2 separate regions of the Homo sapiens genome follow, and region 1 is linked to region 2. A link is an interaction called in ENCODE POLR2A ChIA-PET data of the cell type or tissue named here. Cell type or tissue: Panc1. All regions are shown on one strand. Each heading gives the region's core, and the rest is flanking DNA. Links, peaks and the distances in the headings are about the cores only.

Evidence for each region. Peaks named below come from ENCODE experiments on the same cell type or tissue, not always from the same donor. Only the 100,000 strongest peaks of a DNase experiment are listed, where the experiment ranks them.
Region 1: POLR2A ChIA-PET joins it to region 2 with 16 read pairs; 3 of 35 experiments call an interaction of 5 or more read pairs at or near these places.

Annotation. Positions count from the first base shown.
Region 1 is chrX:118,750,651-118,755,650 of GRCh38, reverse strand. All of the region lies in intron 4 of IL13RA1 (interleukin 13 receptor subunit alpha 1), which reads right to left. Among named protein-coding and RNA genes, the nearest start is that of IL13RA1, 26 kb to the right of the region's middle. RefSeq lists an enhancer at 3,306-3,405. In Panc1, for the core only: a CTCF peak has its summit at 2,258; no DNase peak of the experiment used is centred there.
Region 2 is chrX:118,695,055-118,711,068 of GRCh38, reverse strand. It overlaps LOC124905207 (a long non-coding RNA gene), which reads right to left and starts at 13,083. Exons shown (of 2, transcript XR_007068306.1): 1 at 11,340-13,083; 2 at 7,551-8,401. RefSeq lists a silencer at 13,541-13,770. In Panc1, for the core only: no CTCF peak of the experiment used is centred there; a DNase peak (open chromatin) is centred at 8,178.

The sequences.
Region 1 (5,000 bases), core at 1-5,000, 51 kb before region 2:
TATGCTCATGGATCTCAGATAATGAAATTTTAAAACAATTTTGTTGTAATTTAGAAATAATTATAGAAGGGAAAATACTGGTTCTGAATAGATAACATTTCTTGAATTCTTGTGAAACATTAACCTAAAACAGCAGGTGATTCCTGTTAAAATTTATATACTGAATTCATCTGCAGAGTCACACTGCAGATATGAGAAGGAAATTGACAAATTAAAGACTATTCTCCCAACTCAGAAGATGATTAATGTGGTAAAAAAAAAAAAAATCCCTAAAATTCGCTGGCATGACTAGTCTGAAGCTCTTCAGGCCGGGGTCTGTTCAATGCCAGACTGTCCCTACAGGGACACAAGTCATTGCCCTAGGGCTTCAATGAATTATTTTGATTTCAAAAAATGACTCCAGGCCAGGCGCCATGGGTCACGCCTGTAATCCCAGCACTTTAGGAGGCTGAGGTGGGTGAATCACTTGAGGTCAGGAGTTCCAGACCGGCCTGGCCAACATGGTAAAACCCTGTCTCTACTGAAAATACAAAAATTAGCCAGGTGTGGTGGCACGTGCCTGTAATCCCAGCTACTCAGGAGGTTGAGGCTGGAGAATCACTGGAACTCGGGAGGCAGAGGCTGCAGTGAGCCGAGATCGCACCACTGCACTCCAGCCTGGCGACAGAATGAGACTCTGTCTCCAAAAAAAAAAAAAAGAAAAAAAAAAAAAAGAAAGACTCCGTATTTTATGGTTGGGGGTTAGGGAAAACAGTCTCTGGCAGTTTGTTTGATGTGATTTATACTGGTACCTAAACCATTTCTGGTGCTTGCTAATGAGCACTGTGTCTTGACTCCCTTTCTTTTGTGGTTTTGATTAGAAAGGATCTATCTAGAGGAGAGCAAGAAAGAAGGAGATATGGGTTAGGTACTAATTCTGTGAGACGGGAAGAGGCCAGCGCTGTGTACTGACTGCATCTGCAAAGGAGTGGGGATAATAACAATAATAATAATAATAAATAGTATTTTTTTTTTGAGATGGAGTCTTGCTCTGTTGCCCAGACTGGAGTGCAGTGGTGGGATCTCGGCTCACTGCAAGCTCCGCCTCCCGGGTTCACACCATTCTCCTGCCTCAGCCTCCTGAGTAGCTGGGACTACAGGTGCCCGCCACCACGCCTGGCTATTTTTTTGTATTTTTAGTAGAGACGGGGTTTCACTGTGTTAGCCAGGATGGTCTGGATCTCCTGACCTCATGATCCACCTGCCTCAGCCTCCCAAAGTGCTGGGATTACAGGCGTGAGCCACCACGCCTGGCCAATAGTAATAATAGCTATTATGGATTGAGCACTTACTCTACATATGCTAGCAGCTAGTCATGGCTCTAAACACTAGCCCTCACAACAACCTTAAGAAGTAGGCACTATTATTACTATCTCCATTTCACAGATTATGAAACTAAGGCTGAGAGAGAAGGGACTTACCCAAAATCACACTAAAGTAAGGAAGAGAGCCAGGATTTCAACCCAAGCAGTGTGGCTCCAGAAAGAATAAGCTGTGGGGTGGTAAGGGGATAAGATACAGAATCTATACCAGCACCATCCAACAGAACTTTCTGGGATTATGGAAATGGTCGCTATCTGTGCTGTCCAATACAAGAGCCACTCATCACTTGTGAAAGTGGTTGGCGAGACTATGCAACTGAAGTTTTAATTTGATTCAATTTTAATTGATTTAAATTAAAATGTAACTAGCCACATGTAGCCAGTGGCTCCTATACTGGATGGCACAGAACTACACTACAGAAAGATCCCCTGCTGATGACCAGCTCTGGGACTGTATATGACAAGAAGTAGGCCAGGTGCGGTGGCTCATGCCTATAATCCCAGCACTTTGGGAGGCCGAGACGGGCTTGAGCCCAGGAGTTCGAGAGCAACCTGGGCAACATAGCAAAACCCCATCTCTACAAAAAACACAAAAATTAGCTGGGCATGGTGGTACACACCTGTGATCCCAGCAACTCAGGAGGCTGACATGGGGGGATGGCTTGGGCCTGGGTGGTTGAAGCCGCAGTGGGCAATGATCACACCAACTGTACTTCAGCTTGGGCAACAGAGCAAGACCCTATCGCAAAAAAAAGTAGGATCCTTGATATCTGCCCCCTTGGATGCTAGTGACCCACCACTATCTTGGAATTGCATCTTGAGCGACCTCCAGTGGCTGTGCAGATTGTTCCCTGCAAAAAGACATCAACTGAGGGCTGAAAGCCAGCCCAAGTACCATCTGCTCTCAGCTTTGGTGAGAGCCTGCTTCAGCCCAGAGGAAGAGGAATGCTTTTTCAAATTGGTCAGTCCAGGTTTTTTTGTAATTCATTCACCCAGAGGAAACATTCTTTTAACAATTTGCATTGAGACTTTGTTTTTGCTAGTATATCCCCAAGGCACTTCCCTATTTTTGTCTTAGAAGAACCCCAAGGACTAGGCTACCATCTGCCTCCAGTGCCACCCTGATTCTAATAGCTGGGATAATTTTCTACCCAGTCTGCCATGGAATGAGATACAGTTTTAAGACTTCTTCCCTTCTTTTCCAGTCCCTTATATAGACATAGATTCTTTAAAGGTTTTCCCTGCGGTTTTACCAATAATGATTCCAGGGAAAACAAGAGGGGTTAATAGCATAATAAACACATGGATGCTGCCAACTCACAAGACATCTTAAAAGCCTGTGTAACAGCTCTCCCTAAACTTTACTACAACATCAACAGCCAGGCTACTCCTTCTTAGTAAGGCTTAGTTCTTTGGCCCCTTCTTAGCAATTCTTTAGGGAGCTGGATCTACTCAATCCTTCTCTCTTTTTATTCATGAACCATAATATTCCTCAGTTGCTTATACCTCATAAGTCATCACCGCAACCCTGAATATTCTCTAGCTTTGGATCCTACCAAACATTCACAACTTATTTATGGAATACCTACTATATATCAGGCACCAGGAGAAACAAGACACAGCTCCCGCTCTCAAGAGAAACTGAAGCCTGTAGCAGGCTACCACCAAGTAACAGGAAATGACAACACAATGTGCTGGGTAGTATGACACAAGAAATTGCAAGGTGCCGTGAGACAAGAGGAAGGGACACATGTCTAGACTTGAGAGGTCAAGGAAGGCTTTCTGGAGAGGAAATGGTGTCTGGGCTGAAATAAGGATAAAGACAAATAAGAGGCATCCAAATGAAAAGGAAAGGCCTAGGCTACAAGAGGATGCAGAATGTTTCCACTATTCTGTTTGAATATTCTGTTTGAAATCTAGTGTTGTGTTTGAGTATTTGAAGAAAGCAGTCTGAGGAACTGAAAGAAGTTTGCTGCGGGCGAATGGTAGGCTGCAAGAGGGGCGGGGGTGCATGGAGGCAGATGCAACCGAGTCTGGAGAGGTTGACAGGGGCCAGGTCTGTCATAAAGCGATTTGTCTGTCATGCTGGAGAGTTTGGACTTTAACCTAAAGCCACCAGGGAGCCACTGAAGGGTTTTAAGTAAAGGAGAAACAACAGGTACCAAGAGTGAGCAGGTGAAACTACAAAACCTCAAATGAGATTTACATCAGGGGGGGAAAAAGAAACAGACCTCAGACATAACCACACAGAACTTCTGGCTCCACCTGCAGGATTTCCCAACTTTGCCAGGAGGATCCTTCCACCAGGGAGGAGTGCGGATGTGAATCCTGGGGCAACTTTGGAGGTTTTCATCCAAAAATGTGTGTTACTTTTTTTTTTTTTTTTTTTGCATTCTATTCCATGATATAGCCATGAGTGTTTTAATGTATCAAAAATGCTTTCCATCATGTCATCAGGCAAAATAGACACTCTAGCATGAAAGGCCATGTTTATCCAGTAGCTTCACAAGTCTTGGACATGGCTCTCCACATCCCATTCTCTCAGAAGAAGTCTTAACAAATGACAGTCAGGGAACAAGGCCATGTAGAGGCAGACTGCCTATGCTAGGTCTCCCCTTCTCCACCCTGACATCACAACGATTAAATACCTCCATTTCTCAAAATGCTCTTCCCCAGAGGCCAGCATCAGAGAAACTCCCCCATCTAGGCAGTCTTCCTCCTTCATCAAAGCCTCTCAGTCCCCTCTCCATCCACCCATCCACCTCCCCTCGACCACCACCCCAAGCTCCAACCTAACTTCCCACAGGAATCTATCTATCCCTCTGCAACAGCCTTCAGCATACACTGTCTTACTTAATTTAATGCAGGTCACTGTATCAGGCACTATCTTCTCCTCTATATTTTGAGCTTTAGGAGAGAAGAGATATGTTTTTTGTCTCTGCTGTGCATTCAGTGGTTTATCCACAAAGTGTTCTAAATAAAGGTTTACTGAATTAAACTGGATTAATCTGGTCTTTCTTCCTTGTTCTGTTGCTAATAATTCTAGGCTCTAAAGGGAATGATGGAAGACTAACTTAGAAATTTAACAAACTTTGTAGTAGATATAGTCACAAATACCAAATACTAAAGTATCAAATATCAAAATATCAAAGTTGTTTTGCAGGAAGCTAAACTACTTTTTGAGGCTGGGTGTGGTGGCTCACACCTGTAATCCCAGCACTTTGGGAGGCCGAGATGGGCAGATCACTTGAGGCCAGGAGTTCGAGACCAGCCTGGCCAACACGTTGAAACCCTGTTTCTACCAAAAATACAAAAATTAGCCAGGCATGGTGGTGCATGCATGTAATTCCAGCTGCTTGGGAAGCTGAGGCAGGAGAATCACTTGAACCCAGGAGGCAGAGGTTGCAGTGAGCCTAGATCTCACCACTGCACTCTAGCCTGGGTGACAGAGCAAGACTCTATCTCAAAAACATAAATAAACAAACAAACAACTTTTTGACCCCGGACATATCATTTTCCTTTTTAAAAGTAGACATCAATAACTCATGCATTGCTAGTGGAAATGTAAGGTGAACTAACTTCTTTAGAAAACAGTTTGGCATTAAAAAAAAAAACTAAATAAGCCATTACTATATGACC
Region 2 (16,014 bases), core at 6,098-11,097:
TTTGGGAGGACAAGTCAGGCAGATCACCTGCGGCCAGGAGTTTGAGACCAGCCTGGCCAACATGGCAAAACCCTGTCTCTACTAAAAATACTAAAATGAGCCAGGCATGGTGGCGTATGCCTGTAATCCCAGCTACTCCGGAGGCTGAGGCAGGAGAATTGCTTGAACCCAGAAGGCAGAGCTTGCAGTGAGCTGAGATCGCGCCACTGGGTGACAGAGTGAGACTCTGTCTCAAAAAGAAAGAGAGAGAAAGAAAGAAAAGGAAAGCAGAAAGAGAGAGAGAAAGAAAGAAGAGAGGGAGAGAAAGAGAGAAACAGGCCAGACGCAGTGGCTCACGCCTGTAATCCCAGCACTTTGGGAGGCTGAGGCGGGCGGATCACGAGGTCAGGAGATCCAGACCATCCTGGCTAACGCGGTGAAGCCCCATCTCTACTAAAAATACAAAAAATTAGCCGGGCGTGGTGGCACACGCTTATAGTCCCAGCTACTCGGAAGGCTGAGGCAGGAGAATGGCCTGAACCCAGGAGGTGGAGCTTGCAGTGAGCTGAGATCGCGCCACTGCACTCCAGCCTGGGTGACAGAGTGAGACTCCATCTCAAAAAAAAAAAAAAAAAAAAAAATAGGAAGAAAGGAAGGGAGAAATAAAAAGAAAGAAAGGAAAAGAAAGAGCAGAACTAATAGTCTTGGCCACAGGGGTTGAATCTCGAATCACTAGATCACAGTTCACCTGCATGTCCCTCTAGTTTTCATTTCCTTCATCCTTTCTGGACTCTATTTTTCTTGCACTCAGTTGTGCCTTTCATTTATCCATTCATTCAACAAATATTTATTGAGCATCTACTATGTGCTGGAAACTGTTTTAGGAGCTGAAGATACAGCAGTGAACAAGATGAAAGTCCTACCCTTATTGAGCTTACATTCTATTTGGGGGAAACAGACCATAATCCAGAAAATGTAATACTATGATGTCAGAGGGTGTGAACTGGTATGGAGAAAAATAAAGCAGGTTAAGGGGATGGGGGGGTCCCGGGAGTGGGGTGAGTGGTTATTTTTTTTTCAGGGAAGGCCTCTGTGATGAGGTGACACGTGAGTCGAGACCTAAAATGAGGAAGAAAGCTATGGTATCATTTTGGGCAAGAGCATTCTAAGTGGAGATAACAGCAACTACAAATGGTCCGAGGTGGAAGTGGACGTGGTGTGTACAAAGGTCAATAAGGAGGCCTGAGTGACTGGAGTGGAGTGGGAGAGGGATAGCAGCTCTTCTCCAGAGGCAGCAAAGTGCCAGATTAGCCAGGGCTTCATAGTCTTTTGCGATTACTTGGAATGAGAAGAGAAGCCATTGGAGGATTTGGACAAAGGCATGACTTAACCTGCCTTATGTGTTGTTGGTTTTTTAAAACTTGAGATAGGGTCTAGTTCTGTGGTCCAGGCTGCAGTGCAGTGATGCGATCTCAGCTTACTATAACCTCCGCCTCCTGGCCTCAAGCACTCCTCCCACCTCAGCCTCCCAAGTAGCTGGGACTACACACATATCAACATGCCTGGCTAATTTTATATATATATATATAGTGTGTGTGTGTATATATATATACACACACATATATATGTGTGTATATATATATACACACATATATAGTGTGTATATATATATACACACTATATAGTGTGTATATATAGTATATATAGTGTATATATATAGTGTATATATAGTGTATATATATAGTGTATATATAGTGTGTATATATAGTATATATAGTGTGTATATAGTATATATAGTGTGTATATATAGTATATATAGTGTATATATAGTATATATAGTGTATAGTGTATACATAGTATATACAGTGTATATATAGTATATATAGTGTATGTATATAGTATATATAGTGTATGTATATAGTATATATATAGTGTATGTATATAGTATATATATAGTGTATATATATACACTATATATAGTGTGTATATATATAGTGTATGTGTGTGTATATATATATATATATTGTGTGTGTGTGTGTGTGTGCACGTGTGTGTAGAGATGGAGTCTCACCATGTTGTCTAGGCTGGTCTGGAACTGCTGGGCTCAATCAATCTGCCCAGCTTGGCCTCTCAAGGTGCTGGGATTACAGGTGTGAGCCACTGTGCCCAGCCTGCATTATGTTTTAAAAGGATCACTTTGGCTGTTGAGTTGAGAATAGACTCTAAGGTAGTAAAGAGTGGATACAGGAAGATAAGTTAGAAGGCTATTGTGGTTAGCTAGGCATGAGATAAAAAGTATATTTTGAAGGGAGAGACACAAATATTTAGTGAAGGATTAGATACAAGGTATGAGAGAAAGAGAGAGGCTGACTCAACTCCTAGGTTTCTGGTCTGAGCAATTAATTGAGTGGTGACACCATTTACCGAGATGGGGAATTCTGGGAAAAGAACAGGCTTGTGGGGTAGATTGAGGGTACTGTTCTGGCCAGGTTAAATTTGAGATATGCAATGGGAAAGGTCATAATACAACTGGGCATAATTTTTTTTTTTGAGACAGAGTATTACTCTGTCACCCAGGCTGGAGTGCAATGGTGCAGTCTCAGCTCACTGCAACCTCTGCCTCACGGGTTCAAGTGATTCTCGTGCCTCAGCCTCCCAAGTAGCTGGAATTACAGGTGTGAGCCACCACGCCCAGTTAATTTTTGCGTTTCTAGTAGAGACGGGATTTCGCCGTGTGGCCAGGCTGGTCTCGAGCTCTTAACCTCAAGTGATCCACCCGCCTCAGCCTCCCAAAGTACTGGGATTACAGACGAGAGTTACTGTACCTGGCCAGGCATAATATTTTTGAGATTAGAGAAATCTGGGTTGGAAACTCAAATTTGGGAGCCATAAGCCTATATATATGACCATGAGATTGGATGAGATCAGGAAAGGCAGCAGGGAGGTTGGTAGATTTGGCAGTGGGAGGAGGATACTCTCTTCTGATTCCAGTTTTTTTTTCAGTGCAATGAGAAAGAAGATCATTTGCTGACAGTGAGATGCAGAAGAGGAAACAAGGTTTGAGGAAAGGGGAGATGATATTAAATAGCTATTTGTGATGTTGTTATATTTTACATTTCTAGGTGTTTGTTGTGGAAAGGGTTTTTGTGTTATTCATTGAGCAAGTTTTGCTGTCATAGCTCACTTTTGTAATGAAGAGAAAGGTAATTTTATTTTATTATTATTATTTCTTTGAGACGGAGTCTACCTCTGTCACCCAGGCTGGAGTGCAGTGGTGCGATCTTGGCTCACTGCAGCCTCGACCTCCTATGCTCAGGTGATCCTCCCACCTCAGCCTCCCGAGTAACTGGGACTACAGGTATGTGCCACCACACCCAGCTAATTTTTTTTGCATTTTTGTAGAGATGGGATTTCACCATGGCTGGTCTTGAACTCCTGACCTCAAGTGATCCGCCTGCCTTGGCCTCCGAAAGTGCTGGGGTTACAGGTGTGAGCCACTGCACCCGGCCAGTAATTTTAAATTGAAAGATAAGTAGATAACAATCATCCTGTCGAAAATCAGGCAGAAGATGTTTTATTAAGACATTGACTGGCTGGGCATGGTGGCTCATGCCCATAAATCCCAGCACTTTGGGAGGCCGAGGTGGGAGGATCACCTGAGCCCAGGAGTTCGAGAACAGTTCTGGGCAACATGGCAAGACTCTCATCCCCACAAAAACATTTAAAAAGTAGAACAATAAGTAAATAAAAGAAACTGATTAGACACCATAGAAAAAGGAAACAATCACAAATTTGAAATGTTCCTTTTTTTTTTTTTTGAGACAGAATCTCACTCTGTCACCCAGGCTGGAGTGCAGTAGTGTAATCTCAGCTCACTGGAACCTCTGCCTCCTGGGTTCAAGCAATTCTCCTGTCTCAGCCTCCCGAGTAGCTGGGATTACAGGCACCCGCCACCACGCCCAGCTAATTTTTATGTATTTTAGTAGAGACGGAGTTTCATCAGGTTGGCCAGGCTGGTCTGGAACTCCTGACCTCAAGTGATCCACCTGCCTTGGACTCCCACAGTGCTGGGATTACAGGTGTGAGCCACAGTGCCCGGCCTGAAATGTTTCTTATATTCCAGTAATTGAATAAAATAGGAACTAGATTGGATTTCCTCTTTTTCCCCTTTACACAGAAGGAATGACATCAAAGAGTGGTTTACCTAATGTCTCTTGCTCGCTGTCACCATGATGTGGTGACTGTCATCATGTAGGTGGCACTAGCTCCCTTGATATTTGCCCGCCGGTCATGTTTCCAGACAAGAATGCTATTGCTGTCCAATGCCTCATCAAAGGTATAGATGGGGCAGAGAACTAGAAATTGAGGAGCAAACACCTCAAATGTCCTTGGCAGATTAGCTGGGTCCTAGCCACATGCAGATGTGTGGTTCCAAGTGAAAGCAGATCTGAATATCCAGTGTGGAGACCACTGGAAAGAAGGGGCCAGACATAGTCCAGCCAGCCCCTGAGGTTAGAAACAGCCAGCATGCTCTCAAATGCTGTCTCCCACTCTCTGCTTTGTAGACCCTTTCACTGGAGGTAGCTGATAGAGCATCATATGCCCTCTCTTCCCAGGCCACAGCAGAAAATGGTGGCATGCATTAACATATTATTTATCCAGTGCCAGCTGAAGGAAGGGGCAAACTAATCTGTAACTTATGCTATACACTATAAGGAACTTAAAAAAACATGGGAAGGACATGTACTTCCATGTACGATAGTTGTAGAGGATCTTTCCTTGTAGTTTTCAATTTTGCTTAACTGTCTATGTCAGAAAGCAAAATGGGCCTGGCGCGGTGGCTCATGCCTGTAATCCCAGCACTTTGGGAGGCCAAGGTGGGCAGACCACTTGAGGTCAGGAGTTTGAGACCAGACTGGCCAACAGGGTAAAACCACGTCTCTACTAAAATACAAAAAAAAAAAAATAATAAATTAGCTGGGCTTGGTGCGTGCCTGCAATCCCAACCACTCTGGAGGCTGAGACAGGAGAATCGCTTGAACCCAGGAGGTGGAGAGGTTGCAGTGAGCCGAGGTTGTGCCACTGCACTCCAGCCTGGGTGACAGAGCGAGACTGTGTCTCAAAAATTAAAAAAAAAAAGCAAAATGGACAAGTACCTGAACTAAAATGATGTAAAGATGGATGAAGAGATTCAATAACCATTTAAAAAGTGAGATCTCCAGGCATGGTGGTGCACACCTGTAGTCCCAGCTATTCAGGAGGCTGAGGCAGGAGGATCACTTGAGACCAGGAGTTTGAGACCAGCCTGAGCAACATAGTAAGGCCCCCTTCTCAGATAAAAAAAAAAAAAAAAGAAAACAAAGTGAGATTGTTGGACTTGTCTGATCAGATGTGGGGAAGGGAGGAGAGTGAGGATTCTAGAGCAGCAAGCTCTTCATATACCAAATCTAGCCCACCTACTTTTGTACAACCTGTAAGCTAAGAGTGGTTTATTACATTTTTAAGTGGTTGGAAAAAACTCAAAAGAATATCTTGTAACATATGAAAATGACATGACATCCAAATTTTAGCACTCACACAATTTGACTGGAATATAGCCCTGCCCATTTCTTACATATTGTTCAGTAGCTGTTTTCATCCTGCAGCAGCAGTTGAGTAGCTGCAGCAGAGAGTGTATGGCTTGCAAAGCTTCACATATTTCTTCTTTTTTTTTTTTTCTGAGACGGAGTCTCACTCTGTCGCCAGCTTCACATATTTCTATAAATAGTCCTTTATAGGAAAAGCTTACTGACCACTAGTCTAGGTGACTTGTAAATTTCTGGCCAGTGTCACTGGATAGGAAGGGGTGTCCTCAACTGAGACGGAGAACAGAGGAGGAGGAGCAGGTTGAGAGGAAAGAGGAGCATGGTGATTGTGAGGTGCCTGTGGATCACCTAAGGAGAGAAGCTCAGCAAACAGCTGGGTGTCAGGCTCTCGAACTTGGAGAGAGGCCCCACTGTAAACTGAGTAGGTGAATTTCGCCATTCTTCCACTACTCCAGAAGTGAATTTCTAAATTTTCAGAGTCTCTTCCCATTAATTTGGTAAGGGGCTTAAAGCTCTAATTTTATCTTCAATCTCAGTAGTTGGTTTAGAAATAAAGTCTTACTGTCTTATAGAATCCTAAAGACATGGCACAGGGTGGATGAAGACTACAGGGCTTTTAAGAATTTGAGAAGCTGGAGTTATCTACAATTTAGTCTGCCATCTTACTAGGATGTAAGGGCTTATGGCTGTTCAAAAGCTGCAACTTTGCCTTTTCCTGTTTAAATTATAGCTTAGTGCTGCGGAAAAGGCATGAATGGATCTTCTGATTTTGGTGCTCTAGGTTGCACATAGGCAGAGGGAAGAAAACTGAAACCAAAAAGGCAGCTTTTTTTTTCTTTTTTTTTTGAGACGGAGTCTTGCTCTGCTGCCAGGCTGGAGTGCAGTGGCGTGGTCTTGGCTCACTGCAACCTCCGCCTCCTGGGTTCAAGCAATTCTCCTCCCTCAGCCTCCCAAGTAGCTGGGATTATAGGCACACACCACCATGCCTGGCTAATTTTTGCATTTTTAGTATAGATGGGGTTTCACCATGTTGGCCAGGCTGGTCTTGAACTCCTGACCTCGTGATCCACCCACCTCGGCCTCCCAAAGTGCTGGGATTACAGGCATGAGCCATGGTGCCTGGCCAAGGCAGCATTTTTATATTCCTGAATTCACATGGATTCCTTCTGAAAACAATTGTTGTTTGTAATATAAAAAATAATAAGGCCGGGCACGGTGGCTCATGCCTGTAATCCCAACACTTTGGGAGGCTGAGGCGGGCAGATCACTTGAGGTCAGGAGTTCAAGACCAGCCTAGCCAACATAGTGAAACCCTGTCTCTACTAAAAATACAAAACTTAGCCGGGAGTGGTGGCGGGTGCCTGTAATCCCAGCTACTCGGGAGGCTGAGGCAGTAGAATCGCTTGAACCCAGGAGGCGGAGGTTGCAGTGAGCCGAGATTATGCCATTGCACTCCAGCCTGGGCAACAGAGTGAGACTCCGTCTCAAAAATAATAATAATAATAATTATTATTATTATATTGGGGAGAGAGTTAGAAAATTACCTATCAGGTACAATGTTTACTATTTGGGTAATGGCTATACTAGAAGCCCACTCCCAGTACAGAATATACTCATGTAACAGACAAGCACATGTACCCCCTGAATCTAAGATACAATAGAAGCAATATCAGGCCAGGCGCAGTGGCTCATGCTTGTAATCCCAGCACTTTGGAGGCCGAGGCAGGCGGATCACTTGAGGACAGGAGTTTGAGACCAGCCTGGTCAACATGGCAAAGCCCTGTCTGTACTAAAAATACAAAAATTAGCTGGGCGTGGTGGCACACACCTGTAATCCCAGCTACTTGGGAGGCTGAGGCAGGAGAATCACTTGAACCTGGGAGGCAGAGGTTGTAGCGAGTGGAGATCACGCCACTGCACTCCAGTCTGGGTGACAGAGCGAGACTCCATTTCAAAAAAAAAAAAAGAAAAAAGAAACAACATCAATTCCTCTGGACACCATTTATTTGTGAAAAAAATAGTTTGAACACTTATCCCCAAATCATGTCATTTTAGGAAGCTTGATAACAGAGGTAGAGGTGGGGACTGCAAAGACCTGGGTGTGGGCCTGAAAAAGGAGGCTGGGTACCATGTAGCAATTGCCTTCAGGTGTTAGTGAGCTGAGTTTTTCCTCCTCCTTCCTCCCCTTTTTATTCTCTTAGATCTCTCTTCTTTTTCCCTTGATTCCTCTCAAAGTGGTGGCTTGAGTGTGAACTGTTACACCAGATTCTCTGGGTTCAAATTCCAGCATTGCCACCGATTGTGTGATCTCAAACAAGTTATCTAGCTTTGCTGTGCCTTAGTTTCCCCATTCATAAAATGAGGGATATGTGTCATTACCTAACAAAGTTGTAGTGATCATTGAAGGATTTAATTTAGAACAGTGCCGGGCATGCATTTAAGCATTGTACGAGTTATTAACATCACAATTCCCTTCCACACCCTGCTTTCTTTTGTCATTATTTACTGTCCTGTGATGAGCCCACTTAAATGACTGCCTAAGCATGATTCTTGTTTTATGAATGCCGCAGTTGTTGCGGTTTGCTTAGTTGTGGTTCTATGTTTGAGTTAACCAGAGTAACATAAACCTCTGTGACTCAGGGGTGAGTTCTCAGCTGGACAAGTTAATTCTTTGTGTTAGCCACCTTGGTAAAAAGGTCTGTCTCTCAAACGAACAAAAAACAAAACAAAAAAACAACCAAACAAGCAAACTTGAACTGGGAGAGCCTTTCTTGGCATGTCTAGTAAAACACTCTTTCCATCTTCACCACGATGTCAAGATGTCTAGAAGGCACCTCCTGTGGGGAGAAGTAGGTTTATGGGGAGTAAGAAGCAGAGAGAAAAAGCAAGGAACCCAGATAAAGTGTCTCTGAAGTTGTACCAACCTTTTTTTAGACTAGATATCTCAGATGTTTATCATTTTGTTTCTTCTTAGAGTTTAAAAAAGATATTTCCTCCTTTGTCTAGTATTAATTCATATTTATTTAATAATAAAATTGAACATTAGTTCCTATGTTTATTGACCACTTGAATTTTTTCTTCTGCAAATTGCCTATTCACGTTCTTTACCCATTTTCTTTTCTTTCTCTTTTTGAGAAGGAGTCTTTTTCTGTTGCCCAGGCTGGAGTACAGTGGCATAATCTCAGCTCATTGCAACCTCCGCCTCCTGGGTTCAAGCAGTTCTCCTGCCTCAGTCTCCCAAGTAGCTGGGATTACAGGCTTGTGCTACCATGCCCAGCTAATTTTTAGTATTTTTAGTAGAGATGGGTTTTCCCCATGTTAGCTGGTTTCGAACTCCTGACCTCAGGTGATCCACCCACCTCAGCCTCCCAAAGTGCTGGGATTACGGGTGTGAGCCACTGCACCCAGCCTACCCGTTTTCTTATTGAGAAATTTCATCTTATTGATTTGTAAGAGCTCTTTTTATAGTAAGAATATTTATCCTTATCCTATCATGTATACTACAAATATTTTACTATTATTTTCCTTTTGACTTTATAATTTTTTTTTTTTTTTTTTAGACAGAGTCTCGCTCTGTCGCCCAGGCTGGAGTGAAGTGGTGCAATCTTGGCTCACTGCAAGCTCCGCCTCCAGGGTTCAAGTGAATCTCCTGCCTCAGCCTCCTGAGTAGCTGAGACTACAGGCACATGCCACTGTGTCCAGCTAATTTTTGTATTTTTAGTAAAGACTGGGTTTCACCATGTTGGCCAGACTGGTCTCGAACTAGCCTCAGATGATCCTCCCACCGTAGCCTCCCAAAGTGCTGGGACTACAGGTGTGAGCCACCATGCCCAGCCTATAATCTTTTTAAATTTAAATTTTATATGATCAAATGTATTAATTGCTTTTCCTTTTGACTTCTGGTTTTTAAGTCTTCTTTAGAAAGACTTTCCTCACCTCTACTGCACATATAATAATCTATGCCCAGTTTTAGTTTTTAAAGGATCTTGTCTTTTACATTTAAATCTCTAATCAATTTGAAATTTATTTTTGTGTAAATAGAGAGCCCTTAAATTTTGTGCATAAGGCCGGGTGCAATGGCTCATGCCTGTAACCTCAGCACTTTGGGAGGCGAAGGCGGGTGGATCATTTGAAGTCGGGAGTTCCAGACCAGCTTGGCCAACATGGTGAGACCCCATCTCTACTAAAAAATACAAAAATTAACCAAGTGTGGTATCACGCACCTGTAATCCCAGCTACTGAGGAGGCTGAGGCAGGAGAATCGCTTGAACTTAGGAGGTGGAGGTTGCAGTGAGCCAAGATTGTGCCACTGCACTCCAGCCTGGGCAACAGAGCGAGACTCCGTCTCAAAAAAAAAAAAAAAAGGTGCAAATGCTTACCTAATTATTCCAACACCATTTATTGAATGATCTTGACACTGTTATTTCTTGAAATACAACTTTTTTTTTTTTTTTTTTTTTTGAGACCAAGTTTTGTTCTTGTTGCCCAGGCTGGAGTGCAATGGCACGATCTTGGCTCACTGCAACCTCCACCTCCTGGGTTCAAGCGATTCTCCTGCCTCAGCCTCCGGAGTAGCTGAGATTACAGGCTTGTGTCACCATGCCCAGCTAATTTTTAGTATTTTTAGTAGAGATGGGGTTTCCCCATGTTAGCTGGTTTCGAACTCCTGACCTCAGGTGATCCACCCACCTTGGCCTCCCAAAGTGCTGGGATTACGGGTGTGAGCCACTGCGCCCGGCAGAAATCCAACGTTTATCATACACATTTTTATATACATACAGATTCTGTGTCCTATTACATCCTTCTGCCTATTTCTCTATTAGTAAATGTCCAATTTATTTTTAGGTTTAATTTTTATGGGTAAAATGTTCAATTTTAATTAGCTACATTATTCATTTTAATGTCTGCCAGGGCTCCTTACTCCTCTTCTTTGGTATTTTCTTAGCTGTTTTTACATCTTGATTCCTTCTGATAAATTTTATTTTTTATTTCAATTTTCCTTTTTTTGAGACAGAGTCTTGCTATGTTGCCCAGGATAGTCTTGAACTCTTGGCCTCCAGCAATCCTTCCACCTTGGCCTCCTGAGTAGCTGGGACTTCAGGTGCTTCTGATAAATTTTATAATCATTTTGCCAAGTTAAAAAAAAAAATCCTGGCCAGGTGCAGTGGCTCATGCCTGTAATCCCAGCACTTTGGGAGGCCGAGGCAGGCGAATCACGAGGTCAGGATTTCGAGACCAGCCTGGCCAACGTGGTGAAACACTGTCTCTACTAAAAATACAAAAATTAGCCGGGCGTGTTGCACCTATAATCCCAGCTACTGGGGAGGCTGAGGCAGGAGAATCGCTTGAAACCAGGAGTCGGAGGTTGCAGTGAGCCAAGATCGTGCCACTGCACTCCAGCCTGGGCAAGAGAGCAAAACTCCATCTCAAAATAATAATAATAATAATAATAATAATAATAATAATAATAATAATAATCCTTCTGGGATTTTGACTAAGGTGGCATTGAATTGACAGATATTAAGGAGAGAAGTCACATATTTATAATTCTAACAAAATATGTCTCTCCATTGATTTGGGAGTTTGTTTTTGTCCTTCAGTAGACAAGTCCTCCCGACTTACTGCTTCTCCTTCAGGGCTAATAACTTAGAGGTCTTAGGTTTTGTTTTATTAAATAAACTATACTGCTTCATAGGTGGTAGTAGCAATGACATTGTAATTGTATGGCCTAGTTAACTTGGATGGTTTCTAGTAATGAGAAAGCCTTTACTTCACCGGAAAGTGAAAGGGATAGCCACGGAGATCATGAAGCAGATCCTGAGCACCTTCAGGTTCTTGAGTATGGCCAACCTGCAGATGAAGTGCAGAGTTAGGAATGAAGGTTGAGCAGACCACCATTACTTGTGGCATGCAAACATGTGAGGGGGCAGACAGATGTAAATGAGGGTACAAACAGCTATTAATGGGAGAGATCTCCTAGTGGATTTATTGGTGAGTTGACCAGCAAAAGGCTCCTTGAAGACAAACCAGCGGTGGAGTAGGCATCACACATTCCAGTGAGGCAGGCATTCCTTCTAGCCAGTGTTTTTCAACATCTGCACTATTGATAGCAGGAGCCAGGTGAGTTTTTGTTGTAGGAGGCTAGCTGTGCATAGTAGGATGTTTAACAGCATCCCTGGCCTCTACCCACTAGGTGTCAGTGGCAACCTCTTTGCCCCAGTTGTGACAACCAAAAATGTCTCCAGGCATTGCTAAATGTTCCCTAGGGGGTAAAACCACCCCCAGTTAAGAACCCCTCCTCTAAGATCTCAGGGACAGTGGAGCAAACAACCAAAAAATGAGCATGTGGGGTCAGTGAGTAGAATGACAGTGGTAAGGGTGGGGGGGTCTAGGTAGTTCAGTCTTGGCCAGTCGGCCTCCCAGAAAGGGGAAGTGAAAGATACCCTACCCTCATTGGGCCACATCTTGGTAGAGGGGGTGGAGTAGCTGACTTCCTAAGGATGTGCCAACATCAGAGCAGGAGAAGGAAGAAACAGAACGAGGGCAGAAACTAACTTACTCATATCCATCTGAAAGAAGACATCCTTGCTGGGGTAAATCTTCCAGGAAGGGAGACTGAAGGTAGAGAGGGAGCCAACTCAGAGAAAAATTTTAGATCTTGGGTGGAGAGAAGGAAATTACAGTAAGTTCCACCTCACAACATTTATCTAATGGAGAAGACTCATCAGATCCTAACTAAACGTGTTTTTCCGAGTTGCAGCATCTGCAGTGACTTGCTAAAATGCCCTTTGGTGAGATGAGCTGGAGTTACACGTCATGGTTGTGGAAATTGATTCAGCCAGGAAGTGGACACTGGGAAATTGTCTTGAGTGTGCACAATATAGGAATGTGAGGGTGCTCCTGGAAAGATAAAGCAACTAAGTTGTCAGGGAGGACAGGGCTTAGGAGAGTACTGTGAGATAGGGGTCAGTGCTTTACTAGAAAGCAACAAAAAGGTAGACCTCAACTCCAAGCCCCATTACCTAAGTGAGAATGAAATGTCTTCAAATAATATTGGTTGGGCCAAGTTTCCCTTAAAGGGTGTCTGTCGTTACAGAGAAGTGGGTAGGAGGTGGGGAAGGGGAACTCTGAAAACCTTTCTGATCTACTTGAGAGCCATAAAATAGCAATCTGTGACCAGTGACAGGGAAATCCAAATGAGGGGAATAAATTAAACTTAACTGTAGGAGACTGTGTATGAGAGGCTCTCTATGGAGGGAATACTGAGCAAGTCCCACTAGTTGAATTTCAAATCCAAAACCACTTTCTGTGTAGTTCTGGTAGTGTAACAAAGCCAAAGGAAGTGCCAGTAAGCAGAGAAATCCTATAGTTAGGTGGCACATGGGAATTTTCATCAATCCTCAGATGCACAAGAAAGCCATAAAGATAAGCCACTGGCTTTGTTCAAGAAGACAGACACAGGGCCGGATGCAGTGGCTCACGCCTGTAATCCCAGCACTTTGGGAGGCTGAGGCGGGTGGATCACTTGAGATCAGGAGTTCGAGACCAGCCTGGCCAACATGGTGAAACCCCATTTCTACTAAAATTACAAAAATTAGCTGGGCGTGGTGGCGTGCACCTGTAGTCCCAGCTATTTGGGAGGCTGAGGCACGAGAATCACTTGAACCCAGAAGGCGGAGGTTGCAGTGAACCGAGATCGCACCACTGCACTCCAGCCTGGCCGACAGAGCGAGACTCCATCTCAAAAAAAAAAAAAAAAAAAAAAAAAAAAAAGAAAGAAAGAAAAGAAAAGAAAAAAAAAGACAGACACAGGAGCAGGGCTGATATTCAGCCAAGATGCGCCAGTATGGCAGTACTAGTTGCTAACAGCCAGCATCTGTGTATATTTGTTGGTACTTATACCACCACACAGAAAACAATGTCCCTTCATGGGGGAACAGATCTTCACCATATGGTGAGATCAACGGAGGCCAGAGGTGACCTGTAAGATATCAAATGGCAAAAATTGCCTGACCTTGACCCATCCATTACCCCTACCTGGATGGAGGGATGGGCCCAGAGACACAGAGGGTATCATGGCTGGTAAAATTATCCTATGCTGTGGGGGAAAGATTACAGTTATAAATAACACATATATAGATGTAACAATTACGTAGATGTGCCAGGCAGCATTCCTTTTTTAAAAAAATTATTTTTATATTTTTAGTGACAGAGTCTCGCTTTTGTCACCCAGGCTGAAGTGCAGTGGCACGATAGCTCACTGCAGCCTCAAACTCCTGGGCTCTTCCAGGAGTGATCCTTCCACCTCAGCCTTCCAGAGTGCTAGGGTTAAAGGCACACACCACCATGCCCAGTCCAGGCATCATTCTCTATGCTTTATATACTTGGCTTCATTGAATCCTCACGATGTTAGGAGGTAGGGACAATTCATACCTGCATTTTACAGGTGAGGAAATGAAGACCTAGAGGGGTTAAGTAATGTGACCAAGGTCCCACAGCTTGGTAAATGACAAAACTGGGATTCTGACCCAGTCAACCTGCTTCAGAATTTGTATACTTAACAAATGTGCTGTACAGTAGGGATGCCAAAACTCTCAAGATGAGAATAATCATTAGAGGGAGAGCAGCCAAAACACCCAGGTAGGTATGGGTACCCCTAACTACCCCCCTCCCCCGGCAGCATCCCCCCAACCCAACAGTCTCATCTAGCGTCACAGAGCTATAATGAAATAAACTTGGAGGCCATCACGGTAGTGGCAGTTCTAATAAAAATGAGAAAAATCACAAGATGGTTAAACCAATGGGGAGAGCTGGAATTTCCCCTCCTGAAGATATTCCAGGGCTAAAACTTCAATTCTGAGTTTTGTTTCTACAACAAAGAAGAGGTGGTGGTGGTTAGAGAGGTTACTTTGTTTTAAAAAATAAAACATTCTGTGTAAATATCCAAAATCATTTCCATGAAAATTTCTCTTCAGAAAGGAGGATGAAGAGAAGTGGGTTAAAGGGTACAGTTAGATAGACGGAATAAATTCAATGTTTGATAGCAGAATAGGGTGACTACAGTTAAAACAAAAATGTACTTGGGAGATGGACACCTTAAACACCCTGACTTGATCACTATGCATTACATACATGTAACAAAATTTCACATGTACCCTACAAGTTTGTACAAATAATGTGGGTACATTTTTAAAAATTCTCTTACATGTGACCTGAACTGTATTCAGCTGGCTCTGTGACTACTTGGGAGTTGCTGTGGAACAAACTGCAGCAATGCTTTCTTCTGGAAGTCTTTCATTTTCTTTATGATTATTATTCTTTTTTTAGACAGGGTCTTACTCTGTCACCCAGGCTGGAGTGCAGTGGCATAATCTTGGCTCACTGCAACCTCTGCCTCCCAGGCTCAAGTTTCCTTCCCACTTCAGCCTCCTGAGTAGCTGGGACTACAGGTGCATGCCTCCACACCTGGCTGATTTTTTGTATTTTTAGTAGAGAGGTGGTTTCGCCATGTTGCCCAGGTTGGTCTCAAACTCCTGGGCTCATGTGATCCTCCCACCTTGACCTCCCCAGTGCCGGAATTACAGGAGTAAGCCACCATGCCCGGCTTCATTTTCATTTTCCTTGTTCTGATAGGGATAATTTTGTCAACTCCACCTTTCTTTCTCTCTAATCCTCTTTCATTGCATGTGTATTTGTGTCTAGATTTAGTTTGGGATGGGGAGGGAGGACATAGTACTATTACATGATATCATCGTGGCTCTGAAGGTATCTCAAATCCTGACTATGCCACAGAAGAATTCTGAAATAACCCACTGCATGAGTACTATAGGAGCTGGTCAGCTTTGCATTGAACATAATTCCACATCTATAATGGCTTAGCTTTTGCTTCTCAATCAACATATTAATTGTTACAATATATCAGTACTAGGAACTATTACTCACATTCATCAGAGACATAAGATGTCTCTCTTCAAGAATACAGAATTTGGAAGATTCGTTATTGACAGAAGAAGACTACTTTTGAATTATCTTTTAGATTATAACATCCCATCTGCATTATCTGCCTGTGAAATATTGCCTTGATCATTCATATACCTGGTTCACAGTGGGTGGTCAATAAATGTGTGATGGATGAATGAATGGTCTACAGCTTCCACACTGCAGCCTTTACCTGCTCATATGATAGTTTTCACTGATTTTCTATGAAAGGCACATGCAGTAAGCATGCAGGATGAGAAGTCTAGAGCCTGTAAGACTCAATTCTAGGAGATCTACTAAAGTAATGACTATTACAAAACACTATGGTATATAAAGAATGAGACTTGTCGATCAGAAATTGACTGAGGTTGGCTGTAAAGGTTTTCTATCAAGAGGATGAAGAAAATTGAGCATAAGTTTTCTGGACAAAAAGAAAAAGCTGATTTAACTTGGCTTGTGTCTAAGACCAAAA